2 separate regions of the Mus musculus genome follow, and region 2 is linked to region 1. Evidence: chromatin contacts called from ENCODE Hi-C data. All regions are on one chromosome and are shown on one strand. The core of a region is the stretch at or near the end of the contact, and the rest is flanking DNA. Distances in the headings are between cores, read along the strand shown. Region 1 holds the start of Gtf3c1 (general transcription factor III C 1). Region 2 holds the start of Mcmbp (minichromosome maintenance complex binding protein).

Region 1 (3,319 bases), core at 417-2,916:
TACACACAGCTATCTTCACTTAAAAGATCTAAGTTCAGGAGTAAGAGTTTCCTGTTTCTTGTTTGTTTAGAGACAGGGCCTCCCCAAGTAGCTTAGCTTTGGCTGACCTGGCACTCACTTTGTAGAAGAGGTCATCCTCACAGAGATGTCCTGAGGGCTGGGGAAGAGGCATGCACCACCGCTCTTGGCCTGAGGTTCGTTCTAAGTGAATAAATGTCTTGAAATTTTGCATTTATGTGGCAGCATCACAGATATAATACACACTTATATTGCTTAAAGGTCTTGTAAAGGAAAGGCTTAAAGGAGTCCAAGGACTCCTAGATTTTAAGAACCACTGTTCGACAGCAGGACAGGGCAAACTGATAAAACGCATTTTTTTATAGTGCCTCGAGGACAAAGGACAAAGGCACCCTTTAAGCAGATGTAACACATTCGATGGTAACATGTCTTTCCATGCTACATCCACTGGCTTTCACAGCAATGCAGAAGGAAGGGGCAGTAATGAACTGTGAAGCAGCACAGACCCTTCCAGTCTCCTCAGACATCAGTGTTCCCATCTGAAAAGCTGGATATCAGAACAGCTATTCCCAGGGAGCGCCTGAGTGTCCACAGTGATTCTAACCAGGCTGCCTTTAGCCTTACGACTGACTAACTAACTGGCTATCATAGTTTGAGACTTGCTCCTAAAAACAATCTGCTTCTGTACAGATTGGCAACTGGTTTATCAGTCACAGCCCACCAAACTTGCTCCCGTAGACATGTGCACTGGCAAGCTCTGGAATGGAAGGCTTCTAAAATATTTTTTTTTTTCAGATTTTAAACTCCCATCGTCCAGGAGTCTTACTCATGCTGTCTCTTGATTAGCTATTTGACTTTGGCCAGGCAAAGTGGCCTGCCTTGTCTGAGCCTCAGCTCCCTCGCCTGTAAAATAAGTGACTATCCCAAAGGACTGCTGTGAAACGTTTGCACTTGTCAGTAGCTACAGAAACCCTGGCACCGAACAGTACTCAGTTCACGTGAGTTATCAACAATACCGAAGCACATAAAACTCTTCCCAGCCCTTTCCCTCCACTCCTGATGCCAGGAGCTGACAAACGTACTCCCAAGGGACACGCTTACCGCCAACCAACTTCGACATTCCCATCGCCCATCCCAGGACCCCCGCAATCCTCCTCACGCCTCCCCCGCGCCAATCTCTTCCCCGTCCCCCCTCCCTAAGTCTGAGAGAGGGACTCCTACAAAACCACTCCCAGCCGTGGTCCCCATCCCGCACCGCCAGAACCTTCCCCTCAGGCTGGACACCATCCTGGGCCGGGGTCCCTGTGGCTAGGCGTTCCTCCCTGAGACACCTCCGAGGGATGAGGGACGGCCGCCCAACCTCCCGGCGGGGCCCACGGACACTAACCGTCCATCCCTAGAGGCGGCGGTTCCGGCCTCCCGAACCGGAAGCGGCCCTGACAGTGTTTGCAGTTCCCCTGGTTACTACGGGGTTCCGGACCAATGGAGGAGGAACTCTGATCATTGAGCCCGCCCTCGGGTAGCGTGACGTCACGGCGGAGCGCTGGGACTCCCCATCAGTCCTCCCTAGGCCTCGGATCGCTGTACGCAGGCGCATTGGGCCCTGGCCTCGGCGGCGAGGTGCGCAGGCGCCCCGGGCGCTGCTAACTGAAGCGGCCATGGACGCGCTCGAGTCGTTGTTGGACGAGGTGGCCCTGGAGGGGCTCGACGGCCTGTGCCTGCCCGCGCTGTGGAGCCGCCTGGAATCCCGCTCGCCTGCCTTCCCATTGCCTCTGGAACCCTACACGCAGGAGTTTTTGTGGCGGGCTTTAGCCACGCACCCGGGCATCAGTTTCTACGAGGAGCCGCGAGAGAGACCTGACCTGCAGCTCCAAGACCGGTCAGCCACCAGGGGTGGGGCGAGGGCTGAGAGCCTGGAGCGGGGCAGGATGGTGCGATGCAGAACGGGGACCGTGGGACGTGGGGGATGGGCGCGGGAGGCGAGCAAACCTGAGCTCTGCGCCCTAGCAGGCCGGAGTAGATGAGCTGGGGGATGGGGTATCCGCTGTGACGGAACTGTTTCCCAGTGTGTTAAAGGAGCGAGTCTAAAGAGTTCCTTTAAGTTGGGTGATAGGACGGGAGTAGGAAAGTGGTTAAAAAGTGGGACTAGGTGAGGTCCTTCAGGGACCTTTAGGGAGCGTTCGTTCCGAAAGCTAAGGCAGCTCACTGGAGGTCTGCATAGCCCCGAATAGCAGTGAAAGAGTAGCCGAGGTGGACTGGGCGCTTCCCATAGGTGGGTTCCAAGACCCAGTTCTGGAAGCGACAGAACTCAGTTCCGCGACACTGAGCGAGACACTATTGTCTTTTCATTTTACAGAGGAGGAAACTGACGCCGAGAGGTTAAGGGATTAACCTTAGGTTAAGTACAGGATTCAGGGATTGCTAAATGCACTTTTCCCTTCTCCTATCTGTCCTTCTCCAGGAGCAGAATCCAGCTCCTTGCATGCTCTGCCCTTAGCCTCAGCCCACCCCTTACTCCCCTGTACAAGTTTTTGTTAAGAAAGGGCTGACGAGCTGGTCTTGGTGTTACACGCCTTTAATCCCAGCACTTGCGAGGCAGAGGCAGGCGGATTTCTGAGTTCGAGGCCAAGGCTACACAGAGAAACCCTGTCTCGAAAAACCAAAAAAAAAAAAGAAAAGAGAAAAAAAGAAAAAAAAAAGAAGAAAGAGCTGACAATACAGTTCAGTGTGATTTCATATCATACCCGCTTGCCTCTGCACTCTAGCACTTGGGTTACAGGCATGCCCTACCATGCCCTGCAAGTTGGAACTCTTAAGCTATATTATGAAGGTCAGAGGAGGTTCTAGAGGTAATAATGAACCAGATAAGTTTAGATTTAGGCGGCCACTTGGCAGAGTGCTCTGAACAAGCAACACCAAGTAGAATAGCTTAACGGGAGAGAAGTGAACTGCGTGCGCCTGAAGAGTACGCTTGGAAGCAGGGAGCGTGGAAAGTTTTACAACACCCTGAAGAGGAGGCTCAGGGGGTGAAGTGGGCATCCACTAGGATTCCAGGAAATTTAGGTCCAGGATCTACTCTGCCCTTGACTAAACTGTCTGAGAAAGAACCTGTGATCATCTAGTCCACTTGATGAAGCTGTCCTTTACTATAAAGACAGAGGGAAGTCTCCGGAGGGGGAGTGAGGCTGGTGACAGTGAAGCTGAGAGTCACAACCAGTCAGGGACTGGTTTATCCTGGTGGGGATGGGAATAAAGAAAGCATAGGATCAAGACATCCCAGGTAGCCTGGCCTAGTAGCACA
Region 2 (3,319 bases), core at 344-2,843, 3.0 Mb before region 1:
TCTGTAGACCAGGCTGGCCTCGAACTCAGAAATCTGCCTACCTCTGCCTCCCAAGTGCTGGAATTAAAGTTGTGTGCCACCACCGCCTGGCTGAGCTTTCGATCCTTATCAACCCAGAAGCAGAAAGATCTTATATACTGTGTCTACCATGAATCTCTCCTATTTTGACTTCCTGCAGCTTGTTGCCTTTGGGAACTAAGAACTACTTTCTTCTGTCATTTCTCTACAAAGTTATTGTTCTTTGTGGGTGATCACAAACTTAATTTTTCTTTCAAGACAGGGTTTCTTGAAAACCTGTGTATCCCTGGCTGTCCTAGAACACGCTGTGTAGACCAGACTGGCATCAAACTCAGAGATCTTCCTGCTTCTGCCTCCTGAGTGATAGGATTAAAGGCATGGGCCACCACTGTGGAGCTCTTAATTTTTATCTATTTGTTTTTGAGACGGGGTCATATATAGGTAGCTCAGGCTGGCCTCAAATTCAGTGTGTAGCCAAGGCTGGCTATGAACTCCTGACCTTCCTTGACTATATCCCAAGTGCTATGATTTAAGGATACGTTCCCTCCAGGGGACCAACAAAGGCAGAAGGGCAGGTTTGGTTCCCTTTTCCTTCTGAACTACAGAGGTTTCTGGGTTTGGTCATAGCTGTCTCTGTTCATCTGTCGCCATCTCTCTCTGTTTGATCCCTTGCTAGGGCTTGCATGACAGGCAAGTGTTCTGCCACCAAGAAGTTCTTATTCTTCAGCTATATACTTTCTAGATTACATTCAGATCACCACTACCTTTTTACAGCCGAGTAGGTATAGATGATGAAATCAGGGTTTTCTGAGGTATATCCCATTTCTAGGGAAAATGTCTTCTCTATGAAAACTTGACAGTTCCTAAATTCTCTAGGCCCTTCAGGGTCTGCCCTGTAAGAGTGTTCTGATCTGTATGCTGTATAGGAATCTTGTCATAGCTCCCTAGTTGCCAGGTTGGAAGCAGAGATCATTTGGGTGTTTTGAGGTTAGAAGCTAAAGGCTGGGCTAGGAGAGAGTTCTGAGCACTTGCCAGTTCCTTGGCCATATTGAGATGCCCACAAAGGCTACACAACCTCCTTGATTAAATCGTTCAGGAAGAACTCACTGAGCTGGGGGCAAATCTTATACAGGACTTTGGGCAGGGCACCTTAGAAGAGTTCTACCACCAGAAACAAGAGGCACAAGGGGATCAGATGATCAGACACCAAATAGAATTTCAACCTTTAATTTTGCTTAGAGATGACTCTTGAAGTTGGCAGAACGTGCGTCTTTTTGGTCCAGGTGCAAGGACTCAAACTTTGAGCCAATGAAGCACCCTGATGGAGTTTGCCACCAGGCGCGCACACAGGGACCACTATACCAAGCACAGACGCGCTCCTCTGCCCATCTCCAAGATGGCGGCCCCGGGATTGCCCGACCTGTCTCCGTCTCCAAAATGGCCGTCCGCCCCGCCCACTCCCTCCCCTCCGGGAGTGCGCAGCACGCTCCCGCCGCCCCTCCTCCTCGAGCTCCACCCAGGTCGCTGGCAGCGCGGTCGGTGGCCGCGATTTCCCGCCATTGTGAGAAGTGGAGGCTAGGACGGTCTCCCCCCCACCCCTCCGGCCGCTGGCCAGCAGCTCCGAGGCGCTCGTGCCCGTCACCGCAGCCACCTCTCCTTGAGACGCGCGGAGGCCCGTGGCTCGCGACGCCCCCGCGCGTGGGAGGGCGCGGACGAGGAGCGGCCGAGCCCCCGAGAAGCCGGGCTCCGAGCGCGCTCGGCCCGCAGAGGAGCGCCCGCCGCACGGGCCGCGCTGGCCCCGGCCCTCAGCGCCATGCCCTGTGGAGAAGATTGGCTGAGCCACCCGCTCGGGATCGTGCAAGGCTTCTTCGGTGAGTGGCGCGTGGCGAGCAGGGCCGGGAGGGGAGCGGAGTTTGCGGGACCAGGCCCGCCGCGCGGCCGCACTCCGGACGACGGGCCGGGGGAATCACTGCCGAGGGCTCGCGTGGCCCCGGGCCTGGAAGCCGAGCAGAAGCAGCCGTCTCCGGCCGCCGGCGCTGGCGCCGCCGCCGCCTCCCGTCACCTGCCCGCTGCCCGGCCGCGGCTCGCTGGCGGCGGGGCCGCGGCTCCGAGCGCTAGCTGTGATTGACGGCCTGGCTCCGGGCCGGTGGCCTACGTAGCCCGGGTGCTGCAGACACGGAGAGGTCCCCTTGCCCACGGAGGGCCCTTAGAGCGGCCGCGGAGAGAAGCCACTGCCTGTGGGAGCCTGCGGGATATTTCAAAACTTCCGGGGTGTGTAAGGGAGTGCTCGAGCCTTCGCTCAGAAGTTCTCTCTGTTTCCCTTGACATCCGGGAGAATGCTTCTTCTTTTTTTTTTTTTTTTTTTTTTAAATTATTCTTCCTGCCCTGTTGACATTAGAACCCGTCTGCTCTGTTACCTGTTCCCGTACCAGGGCTAGCTAGAAATACTCAACTACTTAGATGAGTTGCCACAGAACGGGAGCCGAGAGTGCTGTAGGCAAGCTGAGTAAATTCTAGGTGTAATTGTCATCGTTGCTTTTTTTGGTTAACCAGACCTCCGATTCCCACGCGCATCCCAGATTTCGGTGCGTTTAATGACTGGCCTGTGCCACCGGTCTCCGTGGAATGTGTTTTCTGTAGTAACGCTCCCACCGGATCGGATTCATTTTACCTAGAATTCTAACTAATCAGGTAGTTTCCCAGGGTGAAACTAAAGCCGGCAGATAGAAGGGCTGGGTAGACATGACGATTATATAGCCAGTGAACACACAGTGTCTTCAACAGGGGCAGGGGTGTGCAAGCCCGCGAAAGAGTAAACCACGGGCTTGGGGTATTATAGCTCAGTAGTAGAATGTGTGCCTGGCCTGATGAATGGTCTGAGTACAGTGCAGGTGGAAAGAGGCAGATTCAAACCTAGCCATCTAGGGTGGTTATCAAAGGGTGTGTGTAAGCTGCTACCTGTGATTCTGTCATTTGGAAGGCAGAGCCCTTCGCTAAGTGCTAGTAATTGAAGTTCAAAATATTGGACCCAACAACTGGCATGTCGAGACTAACAATGATTCCCAAATGTCAAGCCAGGGTTCAGTTCTGTACTGGGTGAAAGTGCAAATGTGTAGATAAATTTTTAGGGGAAAAAAAATCTCTCCGTAGTTAAAGGTTTGGGACTTAAAGGGTTAAGTTCCAATGACCGATACCAGAATTCCTTACCCTTTAGTTTGAGGCAGGTCCCTAGCCCTAGCTGGCTGGCTTGGCGCTCATGGAAATCCTCCTGCCTCATCCTTTGGAGTGTTGCGTGTGCCAC

What was found. A loop is a pair of places that touch in the nucleus more often than their neighbours do.
Region 2: a loop to region 1 is called in a map of left cerebral cortex, with 7 times the contacts of the local background. The contact joins the promoter of Mcmbp here to the promoter of Gtf3c1 in region 1. A Hi-C loop is called at or near these places in 2 of 37 maps with a recorded cell type or tissue (T-helper 17 cell and left cerebral cortex).

What each region holds. Positions count from the first base shown.
Region 1 is chr7:125,706,035-125,709,353 of GRCm38, reverse strand. It overlaps Gtf3c1 (general transcription factor III C 1), which reads left to right and starts at 1,666. Exons shown (of 37, transcript NM_207239.1): 1 at 1,666-1,897. The coding sequence starts at 1,677. D430042O09Rik (RIKEN cDNA D430042O09 gene) reads right to left here and starts at 1,484. Exons shown (of 28, transcript NM_001081022.2): 1 at 1,406-1,484. The coding sequence starts at 1,412.
Region 2 is chr7:128,738,703-128,742,021 of GRCm38, reverse strand. Mcmbp (minichromosome maintenance complex binding protein) reads left to right here and starts at 1,593. Exons shown (of 16, transcript NM_145955.3): 1 at 1,593-1,889. The coding sequence starts at 1,832.